2 separate regions of the Mus musculus genome follow, and region 2 is linked to region 1. Evidence: chromatin contacts called from ENCODE Hi-C or POLR2A ChIA-PET data. All regions are on one chromosome and are shown on one strand. The core of a region is the stretch at or near the end of the contact, and the rest is flanking DNA. Distances in the headings are between cores, read along the strand shown.

What was found. A loop is a pair of places that touch in the nucleus more often than their neighbours do. ChIA-PET counts read pairs that join two places held with the same protein, here RNA polymerase II (POLR2A).
Region 2: a loop to region 1 is called in a map of heart, with 3 times the contacts of the local background. The contact joins the promoter of Med13l here to the enhancer-like site in region 1. A Hi-C loop is called at or near these places in 13 of 37 maps with a recorded cell type or tissue (T-helper 17 cell, gastrocnemius, heart and 2 more). POLR2A ChIA-PET finds 5 or more read pairs at or near these places in 2 of 5 experiments (Patski and embryonic stem cell).

The regions. Positions count from the first base shown.
Region 1 is chr5:118,513,523-118,516,861 of GRCm38, reverse strand. No RefSeq gene overlaps it. Among named protein-coding and RNA genes, the nearest start is that of Gm46921, 23 kb to the right of the region's middle. Within about 2 kb of position 1,926, at least 1 of the 3 ENCODE cell types and tissues checked has a DNase peak (open chromatin) inside an H3K27ac peak, as active enhancers do; it is heart, where a contact is called at or near this core.
Region 2 is chr5:118,559,107-118,562,370 of GRCm38, reverse strand. It overlaps Med13l (mediator complex subunit 13-like), which reads right to left and starts at 1,652. Exons shown (of 31, transcript NM_172424.4): 1 at 1,514-1,652. The coding sequence starts at 1,585.

The DNA of each region.
Region 1 (3,339 bases), core at 677-3,176:
AGGCCTTCTGCTCCCAAAGCTGGGAGAGCCTGGATAAGTGGTTCTCTCTCTCTGAGCCTTGGCTCCTCTATGTGTAAGAGCAAAGACAGCCCATGACCTCCCAGGTCCCTCCCCACCTCCCCCACCTCCACTCCCATCCCACATGGGAGTTAGCGGAATGCTTCTGAGACCATCTGCCATCCCTGGAATGCAGAGTTGCTTAAGATTCTGTCCAGTCCCCCCTTCCTGGCTGCCCATCGTGGCAAGTTGCTGCGAGTGGTTAGGGCTGTTTATGGGGATCTGAGAAGCTAAATGCCCAGCGTGGGTTGAACTGTGGCTGTGGCTTTTTAGAACTGACTTTTTCTCGATAAAGCAAAGGCCCAGAGGGTGATTAGGTGGCTCCGCAGATATAGCACTTGCCCCACAAGCAAAAGGACCCAAGTTCAATCCCCAGCATCCACGGAAAGAAAGCTGGGCATTGCTGTAATCCCAGCACTGAGAAGGCCAGACAGAATGATCTCTGAGACTTCCTGGTCATCCATCAGAGAGCTCCTGGTTCAGTGAGGAGAGAGGCAGTTTCCAAAACTATGGCAGAACTGAATGCTAGTGCGTGCCTTTGATCCCAGATTCCAGCACTCAGGAGGCAGAGAGAGGCAGATGGACCCAGGCCAGCCAGATTTACATAGTGAGATCCTATGTAACCCTGTTACTACATAGCCTTACATATATATCTACAGAGTATTACCCTGTGTTATCCACATACACACACACACTAGTGCACACACACGCAAACACGTATGATGACGGCGCACATTAATAATAATAAAGCAAAGGCCTGGATCATATCTCTCTCTCTCTCTCCTCTCTCTCTTTCTCCCCTTAGGTGCCTTCAGAAACAACCAACTGCTGTGCAAATCTGTCTCATTGTTCCTCCCGAAGCTGTTGGCGACAGAAAGCCTTAAAAGTCAGCCTGAGCTTGCATGAAGCCACCTAGAAGTACTGATTTCCAAGCCAGCAGTGAGGACCTTGTGGTGGTTCCTTCTTCCTGGGTGTCTTTGCTCAGAACATTGCCTCAATGACCCTTTCACTAACCTCCCCCTCCCCATAGAAGGGGCATGTCTCTTCCACTCAGTTAAAAGTCCACGCCCCCCCCCCCCCCCAATGAGCCCAGGTCATATTTCAAACGCCTTGACAAACCGCTCGGTACCAGGAGCCAGTAGAAGGGGGGCCTTTAACACCGTATTTATTTTGACTGGTTAAACAGGCTATGGCTGTAAAGGAAACAGCTCTCAGAAAAGGAGACCGCCTGGCCGACTCGGGGCTCACTCTTTCTACCCACACACACACTGTTTAAAGCATTCCAGAAAGCCTGCCAACTTTCCTGGCACGGCTCTTATTTCTTTACATGCATGTTGCATTCCATCTGGTTAATGCGCCATTCTTGGATTCTGGCGAGGGCCTAGCAAGGTGGCATGGTGTGCTCAGGCTTGTTCTATGCAAAGCAGGGTACCAGCCAGAGGGAGCTTTGGCGGGATGGGGGGAGTTCTACCTTCCTTAGGCACAGGGGTGCCTGGAGTCCCAAAGACAAGAGGGCAACTGCCTACCCAGCTCTCTCCAGATGTGGCTGAAGCCCTTCCTTTGTTTTTTTGTTTTGTTTTGTTTTTTGTTTGTTTGTTTGTTTGTTTTTCTTTTAGTGGTGTTAGGGATCAAAGCCAGGACTCTGCACATAACACTATACACTACAGTGCTCTATATACATTGAGCCCTGCCCCCAGCCGAATTTCAGGTTCAGTAAAGTCACAAGTGAGCCATCCCTTGCACTTCACTCTACCCAGAGAGTTTAGGGAGATGCAGCTGCTCTGCCTCCTCTGGTACACAGCCAAGAATATACAAGGAGGGTGCGTGAGGCTAATGTTAGGAAGCCACATTACTGTTTACAAATGTGAGTTTGGTCCAGAGGCATCCCAAGGACCGGGATGCGAACACCTAGGTCTGATGGTTTCAGACACTTAAGAGAAAGGTTCGTCTCTGTATTCATTTAGTTCTCCAGAACCACTGAGGACGTGCTGTGATTTGGATCCAACACCATAATGCATGTGGAAGACAGGAAAGCCAGGTTTTAGATACTCTCAGAACATCTGGCGAATTCAGCTTTTAAAAGGGGGCAGGGGGAGCGAGGGGAGAGAAGACAGACCCCTTCGGAAGCCGTTGTCAGGTACTGGGTATCCAAAAAACATTCTCCGGGTTGACTCAAGTGTTCTCGCCTCCCTCCTCCCCAGTGGAATAGGAATAGAACCCATGAGACTGGTGAGTTAGGAATTCAGAGGAGAAAATTGGCTCTTGGCACCGCGAGCAAAAACATGGAGGTCTCTGCCTGGACGACGCGTCAAACGCACGTCTCTCAGAGTCCCGCCTGCGGTGCGAATAGAATGCTCCTGTTCTGAAGTGGAATTACTCACCTGGATCCGGCGCGAGTGACACGGCACCGAGAGGTTTAAAAAAAAAAAAAAAATCCCGGTTCCTAATGAGAAACAGCCGCGTGCGGAATAAAATTAGTGTGAGTTGTGTAATCCCAGCTGGCCAGTTGCGAGAACAGGGAGGAGGCAGGAGGCGAGGGAACAGGCTCTGGAGCCCATCCTGACCCTCTGGGTTGGAATTTCTGAGTCTCTTTGCCTTGAGTCAGAATAGGAAACCGAACCCTGACCGCGCGCTTCTTTTTATAGAATCGAACTTTCTTGCCAGCTTCCTCCGGAGCGCGAGATCGTCCCTCTTCGTCTCTAAACAATACGCCAATCATCAGATGTGAGGAGAGGGAGGAGGGGCGTAGTGTTCTGGGAGCATCAGACAGAACCCAGGCCCAGGGCCCAAGACAAACACCGAGCCCCAAGTTTGGCTTCCGTACCAGACCTGGTAAATACAACATGTTTTTACAGGTTGAGAAATTGTCTGGCTCGTCTCTGAAATTTTCTCTCTTTCTCCCACTTCTTCTGACTTGGATCTCAGCGTTCTGTCAGCGTTCTGCCTCGGTGTTGGCCAAGTTCACGTTTGCCAGTTGCCGAGTGGATAATAGATGGTTTGTAAGATTCGTAATCTGTTGGGGAGACGGAAACTCAGACAGCCAGGCAGTCGTTGCCTGTGTGATAAAAATGACTCTCATGAGTTTTTACTTGGCCCGGCTGGCCAGGCTTGTACTGAAGGACAGTGGGAACCAAATGACTTAATGCCCAGTCAATCACTGCCTCAGCCACTCTGACCGGGCAGCCCACCGGACACGCCCCCCCCCCCCGCGCGCCCCCCATAATCAGTTTAGAGTCAATTCTTGCTTGTAAGGGAGGCTGGAGTCTGCTGGCCCAAAGTGTG
Region 2 (3,264 bases), core at 403-2,902, 46 kb before region 1:
ACAGAATGACACTTCCAAAGTTGGCAACAATTCCTCTTTCTCCACTAGTCTCCAAGGGGAGAAAAAGCATCTATGCCACCCATAATTAAATGTAACTAATTACAATTTGAACACTAAATTATTTATCCAGTGTAAACAAGGACTAAAAGGAAATAAAGCTTCTATCTGCAGCAGGGGTTCCAGAAAATAATTTGCAATAAATGCATGCTCTCCAAAAGTCAGCACCCTCCCCCCCAGCACCCTCCCCACCAAAATTGGGCACACAACTAAAATAAGTTGAGTTTTTAAGGCTAAATTAAATAGGCCGTTCAACCAATTTTCCAATTATATTCTACGCTTGAAACATAATTGCCTTACATCTGTTTACAAATCTTTGCTCAATATTTAAACAAATTCGTACTCTCCCGGGCACATAGCTACACACACACAGTAACTCAGGCACAAAGCGCGTATTTAAAGACCATGCACTCCCATTATCAGCGTAAGCGCCGGGTTTAACAACGCGAATGTTTTCAGAGCTAGGTAATACGACCCAATAAAAAGCAAAGATGGCATTTACCACCAAATGTCACTGCCACCGCCAGGAAAGAGTTGCTGGAGCTCTATACATTTTTAATTTCGACGAATCGAGCCGCCGTCGCCCGGTGCCAGGCTTCCAGAAGAACAATTGACACCCTAAATGGTTCGAGATTAAGGCAGGCGATGCACTTCCAAAGCAAAAGTTGTCAATTATCAGAGGCGAGAGCGGGAGAGAGGAGAGGCGAAGGCAGATAAAAGCGATGTTATCAAACCGCCCAGCTTGTTGCTCGTGTGTGTGTGTGTGTGTGTGTGTGTGTGTTCCTTGTTAAAGCAGAGAAAACAGTTTTTAAAGGCAGCGGAGGAGAGCGAGGAGCAGCAGCTTCCTCCACCTTCCGTGGGCTCCGAGCAATGGCTCTCCCGCTCTCCGGCGTAGTAAACCCCGAGAGGCGGGCGGCTGTCCGTGTTTACAACGGCGCGAGCGAGCTCCGGCTGCCAGAGTCCTTTTCCCTGACACCATCGCCTTCCATCAACTGTTTTCGGGCGAAATCGCAGGTGTCATTGTGGAAATATTAAAAGGAAAAAAAAGGGAAAAAAACGGAGAAACAGAGGAAGAGAGAAAGAAAAAATCAGAAGGCAGACGCCGGCGAGTGGGAGAGCAGCCGATCCGATCGGGAGAGAGAGAGAGAGAGAGGACGAGCCTGCAGCTCACCCGCGCCGGCGGCTGCACAAGGCAGAAAAGCCTTCCACATTTCGGGGAAGGAGGAGAAAAAAGAAAAAAAAAGAAAATAAGGGGGGAAGGGGAGGGGAGGGGGTGTGATTGCCACGGAGGTGGGCGCTCCGAGCGCGCCCCGGCGTCCGCAGCGCCCCGACTTCCCCACGCACGTCCACGCCGGGCGCCGCGCTCGCCGACGCCGCCAGGGCTCCGGGAGGAGAAAGTTGCGCGGCGGGGAGGTCGCGCCCCCCAACCCGGGCTCCCCCCCGCCCCGCCACTCACCAGCGAGAAGAGGTTGGAGTGACAATCCTCCAGGCTCGCCCCGTTCGCTACCCAGTTCGCCGCGGCGGTCATGGTCCTCCGCGAGCCCGGCCGCCAGAGCGGGGCATGTCGGAGCGGGCCGGGCCGGGCGGCGGCGGCGGCGGCTCCCGGGCACCAGGGGCGCGAGGCCCGCGCGGGAGGCCCGAGGGCGGCGGTGGCGACGACGGCGACGACGGCGGCGGCGGGGGGCGCGGGCCGGCAACGCCGCCCGCCTCTGTCGCGCAGGGCCGCCGCCTCCGCCTCCGCCTCGCCGCCTCGTCGGCCGCCTTGTTTATCTCCAAGCCGGCGGGCGACTCGCCCTCGGCCGCGCCGGCGCGGGAGGCACGCGAGCCCCGCAGCCGCCCCGAGCCGCCGCCGCCGCCGCCGCCGCTGCGCGAGCCCGCGAAGGGGGGGGTGCGGACGAAGCCAGCGGGCGACCCCGGCAGCCGAGCGCCGTCCCCTCCTTCCTCTTCCTCCCCACCCCCCCCCTCCTCCCCAGTCGGCCGCGCTTCTCCTCCCTCCCCGGGCTCGCTCGCTCTGACAGCAATGGCGGCCGCCGACCGCGGCTCGGCCCGCCATTGGCTGCGGCGCGTCACGTGACGGGCGCCGGCCGCGCGGGGGGCGGGGGAGGGGCCGCGGCGGCGGCGGCGGCGGCGGCGGTGGTGGCTCGCGGGAGGCGCTGCTGAGCCGAGCGAGCGCGGCCCTCTCGGAGCGGGGTGACGGAGCCAGGGAGGGAAGAGAAAGAGGTGCGGGCGGCCGTGGGACGCCGGGGCTGCGTGGACGCCCCGCCCTGGGCGCGGGCGCGCGTCGGGCGCGGGCCGAAGAGGGCCGCGGCTTCCCCGGAGCGGCCTCCGAGCCCCCCTGGGGGAGCATCTCGGGTCCCCGAGGAGCGGCGTGGGCCGGCCCGGCCTGGCCGAGCGAGCCGAGGAGTGTCTCCTCCTCGAAACCTCGCGCGCGACCGCCCGCCGGCCTGCCTGCCGCAGCGCACCGGGCGGAGGAGTAGGACTCAAAGAGACACAAAGGCAGCGAGCGAGGTGCTTGCCCGGGGTCGCGGGATTCGAACCCAGGCATCGGGAAGCCAGGGCTCGGGACTCACTGCCTCCCGAGCGCTGAGCTCCTAAAGCATCCCGGCTGCTGGAGCCCTTGGCGCCCACTCTGTGCGTGCACGCAGGCATTCCTTACATAGATGATCCCAGCGCTCTTAGGTGCCACATTCACACTGGGCTATGTGGAGGGGAGCAGGCCCTTCCTCCAGCTCCAAGCGGTCAATAATAACCAGCATCCCTTCTTCAGAGAGTAATGGGACTGGGAGAAGTGCTGATGCCGGAGACTGCCTTCCAGGACTTTTCGTCGTGGAAATAGAGAAAGGGAGAAAGTTGACTTGGAAAGAGGTAGAATTAGGCAGGCGTATCTCTATGAGTTCCAGGCCAGCCTGGTCTACACACTGTCTCCAAGAAACAAAGGAAGAGTAAAACGCTGGAAAGAGCGGTGGAAGCAAAATAAAGCGGGCACAAATCTGACATATGAATGGAGTTTTGAGACTACCACAAACCTTAAACCCTGGAATGAAGGTGGCCCGAACACATAGGTCATTTCACAGAGTCCTCAGAATCGGGGTGCAATAGCATCCCCAAGGTCCCAGTTACTGAGTGGCTCAACTCCTGAACTATCTGAATTCAGGAGGCTCTGGAGAGGATGCCAGGAGCTGGCTCTGCTACACCTAGCTGTGACCC